2 separate regions of the Homo sapiens genome follow, and region 1 is linked to region 2. The links are chromatin contacts, found by Hi-C or POLR2A ChIA-PET in ENCODE. All regions are on one chromosome and are shown on one strand. Each heading gives the region's core, a stretch centred on a gene start or an enhancer-like site at or near the end of the contact. The rest is flanking DNA. Distances are from core to core; before and after follow the strand shown. Region 1 has its middle 35 kb from the start of MESD. Region 2 overlaps CEMIP (cell migration inducing hyaluronidase 1).

Region 1 (3,911 bases), core at 835-3,334, 97 kb after region 2:
GCAGCCACTAGCTTCATGGGGCTACCTACATTTAAATTAATTTAAATTAAATGCAATTAAAAATGCAGTTCCTCAATCACATTGGCCACAATTTTCAAGTGCTCAATGGCTATGTGTGTCTAGTGGCTACCATATAGGATAGAGTCGATATAAAACATTTCCATCACCACAGAGAGTTCTTCTCTTGATTTCCAAAGAGCTCCTGGGTCTTATGCATTGGGTTTAAAAACAAAACAACTATGTCTCGTGTGTGTGTGTGTGTGTGTGTATGTCTCTCTGTCTGTCTGTCTGTGTGCATCTGTGTATAGTCAATTCACTTAAAGGGGCTGGTACCAGATTGGTCGTTTTAAGCTGCCAATACACAAATATATCTGGCAGACTAGCTTTGGGCATAAAGTCAGCTGTGCAGTAGAGAGTACACGGCCTCTACCTTCAGGAAACTTTGCCAGGAGAAAGAGATCACACTTGCACACTCAGTCAACAAATATTTTTGCACCCCTGCTCTGTGCCAGGCACGGTGCACACAGAGGAACACAGAATGACCCCATGGAGAACATGAAATTACCTGCCCAATGAGTGGTGTGGCAGGCTTCTGAGGGCAGGGAGTGATCATCGCCTGGATTGGTCAGGGAAGGTCAGTGAGTGGAAGTAGGACAGGTGTTGGCCTGAGAGTCAGAGATGGATAAGAGAAGGGCCTTTTGTAAGAGGCAGAGTCTGACAGAGGGGCAGCTATCAGAGTGTGGGCTTGAGAACACCTGGGCATAAATCAAGGCTCAGTCATGAGAGGCAAAGTGGAAGGTGGGTTGGGCCAAACACAGGGTCAGCTTTAGGGCCCACTGGCTGTGATGAAAGAGGGTGGGGGGTTACTAGTGACTTCTCAGCCAGAAGTGTCACTGTGTGAAAGAGAGCACAGCCCACTGATTCAGTAGGTGCATAGAAGAGGCATCCAGGGAGGACTTGGAAAGCAGACGCCAACGAGGAACCGTCGAGCAATGGGACACTGCACCCAGCTAGACGCACAGCAAAAGAAGCCACAGAGAGGTTGGGGTGGAGGGACAGGCAGGCACTTCAGGGTCCTTCATTTGTCCCTGCAATAGTCACCAGATCCCACAAGTAGTCACTGCAATGCATTAGGTGACCAGTGGGCACCTTCCGTTCCTGTCCGCAGGGAGACAGACAGGATGATCTGCTCTCCCTCACCAGCCTGGGAGGGGACAGGTCAGAAAAGTGTGGCAGAGTTAAGTTTTGCAGAATGCATAGGAATGAACTAAGTGAAGAAGGGCAAAGAACATTCCTGGTGAGGGAATGGTGCTGGGAAGGCCTGGAGGCGATGTGTAGGAGTTGCTGGAGGAAAGGGGGTGGGGTTCCTCCCCACAGACAGGAGGGGTGAAGGCATGGGCGTTCACTCATGGAGGCTGGGGTGGCCTTAGAGGTCAGTGCAGTGACAGCTAACAACATCTGCCTAAAGAAAACGCAACGGCACAAAGCTGGAAGCAGGCGTTTGGGAGAATTTTGTTCCCATACCCACAGGCACACAGGGTATGCTGAGTTGGGCACACAGGCAGTCCCTGAGGTGGCATATGCCTGCATCTCCAATCTGGTCACCCATTCCTTCCTCATCCCCAATCCCCAGATGAGCCCTAATCCTCATCCCCTCCCACTGGCTCAAGGATCTTAGAGTCCTCATAACATGGTAGATGACCTGACCCACCCTGCCCTCTCTCCTCTCGGCTTGGCCCACGCCTACTCATGTTCCAGGGCGTAGCTCCACACAAAGCCTTCTCTGACCCATGCCTGGCAGCTTTCTCCTTCCTCTCCTGGGCCCAGGGCCCAGTGCCTTGATATTGCGCCCCCTGTCCCAGGCTAACATTCACCCCTTCCTCCAGACTGTAGCCTCCTGCAGAGCATAGGCCATAGGTTTTCCCATATCTGGCAGAGTTCTGTTGGGTAATGTGTGCTTGCTGTGTTGAACAAAGGCATAAAAGCCGACCCTAGCGCAACCCTCCTGCCTCCAGTACTGAAGCCAAAATCCTGAGCCCTTTGACCCCATCCTAGCTGTTTTAGCCTGGGGGCTAGGTAGGCGGCAGAGGTTTTCTCAATGGCAGGGAAAGGAGTAGGATGTGGGTGGTGGGAAGGGCTTAATCCTGGGAGGATCAAGTCCACAGGCACCTGGCAGTGCCCTCATGTCCTCAGGGCTGGGTTGGGGTGAGAAGGAGAGCAGACAGAGGTAATGGTGAGGGTTGGGGGAGGGGATGGAGGAAGGGAAGAGTTCATTGTCCCAGGAACTGCCCTCCCTCACAGAAAACAATCAGGAGCATCAAACAGAATCAACAACATGCATGACTCAGCTTTGAAAGCTATAAAGCAAGCTCGTCTAACCCACCGCCAGTGGGCTACATGCAGCCCTGGATGGCTTTGAATGCAGCCCAACGCTAATTTGTAAACTTTCTTAAAATATTATGAGTTTTTTTGCATTTTTTTAAAGCTCATCAGCTATCGTTAAGTGTTAGTGTATTTTACGTATGGCCCAAGACAATTCTCCTTCCAATGTGGCCCAGGAAAGCCAAAAGATTGGATGCCTGTGCTCTAAAGCCTGCTACTCAGTGTGGTCCATGGGCCAATGGCATCAGCATCATCAGCATCAGCTGGGGGAGGTGGTTCACACCTGTAGCCCCAGCACTTTGGGAGGCTGAGGCAGGTGAATCGCTTGAGCCCAGGAATTCAAAACCAGCCTGGGCAACACAGCGAGACCTTGTCTCTACTAGAAAAAAAAAAAAAAGTTCAGCACCACCCAGGAGTATAACCAGGAGCTGGTTAGAAATGCCCAATCTCGGCCGGGCGCGGTGGCTCAAGCCTGTAATCCCAGCACTTTGGGAGGCCGAGGCGGGCGGATCACGAGGTCAGGAGATCGAGACCATCCTAGCTAACACGGTGAAACCCTGTCTCTACTAAAAATACAAAAAAAAAAAAATAGCCGGGCGCAGTGGCAGGTGCCTGTAGTCCCAGTATTCGGGAGGCTGAGGCAGGAGAATGGCGTGAACCCAGGAGGCGGAGCTTGCAGTGAGCCGAGATTGCGCCACTGCACTCCAGCCTGGGCGACGGAGAGACTCCGTCTCAAAAAAAAAAAAAAAAAAGAAATGCCCAATCTCAGGCTCTCCCAGATCAGCTGAATCAGAATCTGCATTTTAAGAAGGGACCCAGGGTAGTTGTTTGCACAGTAAAGTTTGAGAAGTGTGTGTTTGTGCGTGTGTGTGTGTGTGTGTGTGTGAGAGAGACAGAGTCTCTTTAGCCCAGGCTGGAGTGAAGTGATGCAATCTCGGCTCCCTGCAACCTCCGCCCCCCAGGTTCAAGCGATTCTCCTGCCTCAGCCTCCTGAGTAGCTGGGATTACAGGCCTGAGCCACCACGCCTGGCTAATTTTTTGCATTTTTAGTAGAGACGGGTTTTCGCCATGTTGGCCAGGCTAGTCTTAAACTCCTTGCCTCAGGTGATCCACCCACCTCGGCCTCCCAAAGTGCTAGGATTACAGGTGTGAGCCACTGCGCCCGGCTGAGAAGTGTGGTTTTAGGAGTCTCTAAGAGACCAGGCACAGTGGCTCACACTGTCATGAGTCATGCATGACTCAGACTGGCAACATGGCAAAACCTCATCTCTACAAAAAATACAAAAATTACCCAGGCGTGATGGCTCATGCCTGTGGTCCCAACTACTCAGCAGGCTGAGGTGGGAGGATCACTTGAGCCTGGAAGGTAGAGTCTGTGGTGAGCCGAGATCGCGCCACTACACTCCAGCCTGGGTGACAGAGTGAGATCCTGTCTAAAAAAATAATAATAAAATAAAATAAAAAAGACCCTAAGAGCCTAGGCAGCCAGTTTAGAATGGATTTTATATAAGGCTGCCCAGCTATGATGA
Region 2 (4,004 bases), core at 137-2,636:
TGTCCTCAAGAGATCTGCCTGCCTCAGCCTCTGAAAGTGCTGGGATTACAGGTGTGAGCCACCGCACCCAGCCCGTGCCTTCTTTTTGCTCCCAAATCCCATTTTATTGGAGTTCCCTGAAGCAGTCATAGTAAGGCAGTTGTGTAGTAGAGCATATTAATGCAATTGGATATTTCTTTGCCATTCTAGGAAATTATCTACTGATACACACAGCAACGTAGGTGAATCCCAAAAACATGCTGAGTGAAAGAAACCTTGTACAAAGGTCTACATACTGGATCATTCCATTTACATGAAGTCCTAGCAGAGGCAAAGTGAATCTATGGAATGTTTCTGGTATTTCTCACTTAGAAGAGTGGTTGCCTCTTGTTGGAATTGACTGGGAAGGGGATGAGGGAACTTTCTGGGGTGATGATAATGTTCTGGACATTCCTGGGGATCTGGGTTTCAGAGACATATGCATTTGTCAAAACTCAACAAGTGTGCATTTTAGGTTTGTGTGTTTTATTTACATGTAAAATTTCCCTCAAAAGATGAAAAAAAGAATATGGAACTCTAGTTAATAATATGCAGGCTGAAGTGTTTAAGGGGAAATGTGGACGGTGGTGTCTTCACTTTACTGTGAAATGCATCCAAAGACTGAGATTGATTTCTGGATGGATAGATGGATGTGCAATAACACAGCAAAATGTTACTGGTAGCATCTAGGTTGCACTGTATTAGTGTTCACTGTGAGATTCTTTCAACTTGGCTGTGTGTTTGAAAATTTTCATAGCAAAATGTTGGGTTGGAGGGGAAAGCGATTATGTGGAATCCTGGGGTCCCCTAGTGGTGAGTTAGGGGTCCCGGAGCTCAGGATTGCAAGCTGAGATTATGCAGTCAGGAACTGTCATCCTTACATATCTCTGTCACAGCTCCCTGGCCCTGGGTAAGCACTAAAATATGCATTTTCCTGGGTCTCACTTTAGAGAGAGAATACTGAGGCCCAGGGAAGGTCTGCCAAGGTCTCCCAGGACTAGAACCTAGGACTCCCTGTTTCTGGCCTCTCCTCCCAGCTAGCTTTATCAGAACCCATTTTCTTCCACAGAACAGGGCCTTTTGTTCTATAGCCCAGGGCTGTAAATTTCACCTGCGTGCAGGGATCCAGGTAACTGATCCCATCACAATGAGCCGGTGGCACCCAGGGCAGTAAAACAGGCCTATGCGTTAGAACCCCACCTGCCAGTGGCTTCCTGTAGGTGTATTTGAAGTAGTAGGAAACCAGAGTGGTTTCTACAAATAAATAACCCAGGAAAAGACAAGCCTCTCAGATCAAAGAAGGACTCTGGCCCAAACTTGAACTAAAATCAAGCGTGCTCTTTCGACTCCACTCTGGCTGGGCAGAGGGAGGAGTAGAGAAAGTCTATCTGCTGTGCAAACATTCCCTGTCTCTGCCCTTCCTGGGTTTGTGTGAGCCTGAGAACAGGAGCCCGGGAGGAAGGCTGCACTCTCTGAACTGCTGCCAGGCCCTGCCTCATGACATTCCAGCCTGGCTTCCAGGCACAGCAGGTGCCAACAAATTGGCCTCTTGTGTGTCCGAGCCTAAGGGGCTCATTCATGGGCTGCACGCCTGTCTCAGGGCTCTCATGTAAGCCCTCTAGGGCCCCCAGCTCTTTGAGGAAATTTCATGGCATCCTCTGTGTTTCTTGGCCCTACTGGTTAATATTAATGCTTCCCAGGGGAAAGGAAGGAGAATGGAAAGAGATGCACAGAAGCCAGCAGTTCTGACTCCTTTCACGGTGGGGAAGGATGAGGGCAGAAGGTGTCTTAGAGCAGAGGAAGGACCCTTAGAAGTTGAAGTTTGCAAACTTCACCGTGCACATTAGTCACTGAGGATTGCCAGTCAGTGGCCTGGGGCAAGACCTCTGGTTTCTAACAGGCTCTTGGGTGATGCTGATGTTGCTGGTCCCTTGACCACACTCTGAGTAGCATCACCAACGGCCAAATCCCTCCCGTCATGAAGTTAATGGACAATAAGCAAACCCATTAGTGAATATATGATTATAAACTGTGTGAAGAAAATAACCAGGATGCTACAAAGGGTATTGAGGCAGGGACCTTCAGATGGGAAGAAGATGGTAGGAAAAGCATCTGTAAGAACAGGACTTTAGACTGGGACCTGAGGGTGAGTGGAGTAGGGAAAGCATTCCCGGCAGTAGGAGCAGCATGTGAAAAGTCCCTGGGGCAGAATCAAGCTTGGCATCTTCAAGGAAATGACAGAGAGGCCCATGTTGCATGGGTGGAGACTGGCATGAGATGAGGCTGGAGAAGGGTCAGGCCACACAGGGCTGGATAAAGGGCTCTGACTTCATTCTTGGTGTGATGGGAAGCCCTTGGAGGATTTTAAGCAAAAATGTGCCACGATTCATGCTGGTGGGTCTGTGGAAGATGGATTGGGATAAGGTGGGGAGTAGGCTGGTGGGTGGTTCTTGCATAGTCCTTCATGAAATAGTCGTCAACCTTAGTGGTAGTAAAGATTTTCATTCTTTCCAATGTGGGTCACATTTTCTAGGAAACTGCATGTTTTGGGGACATGATACAATTGAGGAAAATAAGTATTCTTTTCCGATAAAGTAATGTAAGGCCTCATTAATTAAATAAACGCTTTATGAGAGCAAAAAGACTTGGAAAGAATTAACCTTTGGCTGGGCTTGGTGGCTCACGCCTGTAATCCCAGCACTTTGGGAGGCCAAGGCGGATGGATCACCTGAGGTCAGGAGTTCAAGAGCAGCCTGACCAACATGGAGAAACCTGGTCTCTACTAAAAAAAAAAAAAAAAATACAAAATTAGCTGGGTGTGGTGGCACATGCCTGTAATACCAGCTACTCAGGAGGCTGAGGCAGGAGAATCCCTTGAACCTGGGAGGCAGAGGTTTCAGTGAGCCAAGGTTGCGCCATTGCACTCCAGCCTGAGCAACAAGAGCGAAACTCCATCTCAAAAAAAAAAGAAAAAAAGAACTAATCTTCATCTTTCCTTCTCCTTTTGGCTTCTTATTAGTTAGGGTTGTTTCCATAGTGAATGTCAAAAACACAATTCAAACTGGCTTAAATGAAAAAGGAACTTTGTTGGCTCATGCAATTGAAAGTCCAGGGATAGTAGTAGCTTCAGGCATAATTGGGTCTTGGTGCTCAAGTATTAGCTTTCTCCATCTCTAGGCTCCACATTCCCCTGTGCAAGCTTCACTCTTAGAGAGGCTCTCTCAATATAGAGGCAAGGGTGGCCCCAGCAACTCCAGGCTTGCCAACCACAGTGGGATGAGATCCAGCTTTCCCAGTAGTTCCAGCCAATGTCCCTTTTTTTTGACTTGGGTCAACTGAACATCCCTGCACCAATCACAGCAGCCAGGGGAATGGATCTATTCATTGGCCAGGCCGGGTCACATATCTACCTTAGGAGCAAGGCGAGTGGGTCAGCCCCCATTGAGCTACATGGACTGAGAGTAAAGGGAAAGATGGCTGCAAAGGAAGATCTAGGGGCTGAATTCGGGAGCAGGAGATGAAACTCACAAACATCCTCTGTGGGCTCCTCATTCATTTTGAATGTAGCACCTTCTCCCATCAATCATTAAGGCTGGTTCCAGTTCATCACCTTTTGTTCTAAACCTGTGTCTGGATCTTGCCTCTCCTGAAGACATCTAGTTCTGGGAGCAGGAGGCATCTTGCTGGCAATGATGCCCTATCTGTCCCATCTCTCCTGCTGCTCCCAGCAGACTATGCCTTTGCCCAGGTCAGAAGGCCTTTGCCCCACAAGGCCCTTGTTTCCAGTTTCAAGGATGCCTCTAGTTCACAGTCCACATGCCGGAAGGCAATGATGGGCCTACCCTGGGTCTAAACACAGATCTCAATCCATGGCATCTGTGCTAACTCCAGGTAGACAGTATCAGAATCGAATGGATTATAGAGCACCTAGTTATTGTGCACCAAGAACTGGAGAATTGCTTGGTTTGAAAATCCCTTGCACATTT

What was found. Hi-C counts contacts between places; a loop is a spot of excess contacts on that map. ChIA-PET counts read pairs that join two places held with the same protein, here RNA polymerase II (POLR2A).
Region 1: a loop to region 2 is called in a map of PC-3, with 2.7 times the contacts of the local background. The contact joins two enhancer-like sites. A Hi-C loop is called at or near these places in 6 of 168 maps with a recorded cell type or tissue (DLD1, MCF 10A, PC-3 and 3 more). POLR2A ChIA-PET finds 5 or more read pairs at or near these places in 2 of 52 experiments (H1 and activated naive CD8-positive, alpha-beta T cell).

The regions. Positions count from the first base shown.
Region 1 is chr15:80,952,372-80,956,282 of GRCh38, forward strand. It overlaps a transcript of MESD not described here. Among named protein-coding and RNA genes, the nearest start is that of MESD, 35 kb to the right of the region's middle. RefSeq lists enhancers at 285-1,257, 1,258-2,229, 2,230-3,202. Within about 2 kb of position 2,085, at least 3 of the 41 ENCODE cell types and tissues checked have a DNase peak (open chromatin) inside an H3K27ac peak, as active enhancers do; they include PC-3 and PC-9, where a contact is called at or near this core.
Region 2 is chr15:80,855,750-80,859,753 of GRCh38, forward strand. The region is part of intron 1 of CEMIP (cell migration inducing hyaluronidase 1); the gene reads left to right. Among named protein-coding and RNA genes, the nearest start is that of MIR549A, 16 kb to the left of the region's middle. Within about 2 kb of position 1,387, at least 13 of the 41 ENCODE cell types and tissues checked have a DNase peak (open chromatin) inside an H3K27ac peak, as active enhancers do; they include PC-3 and PC-9, where a contact is called at or near this core.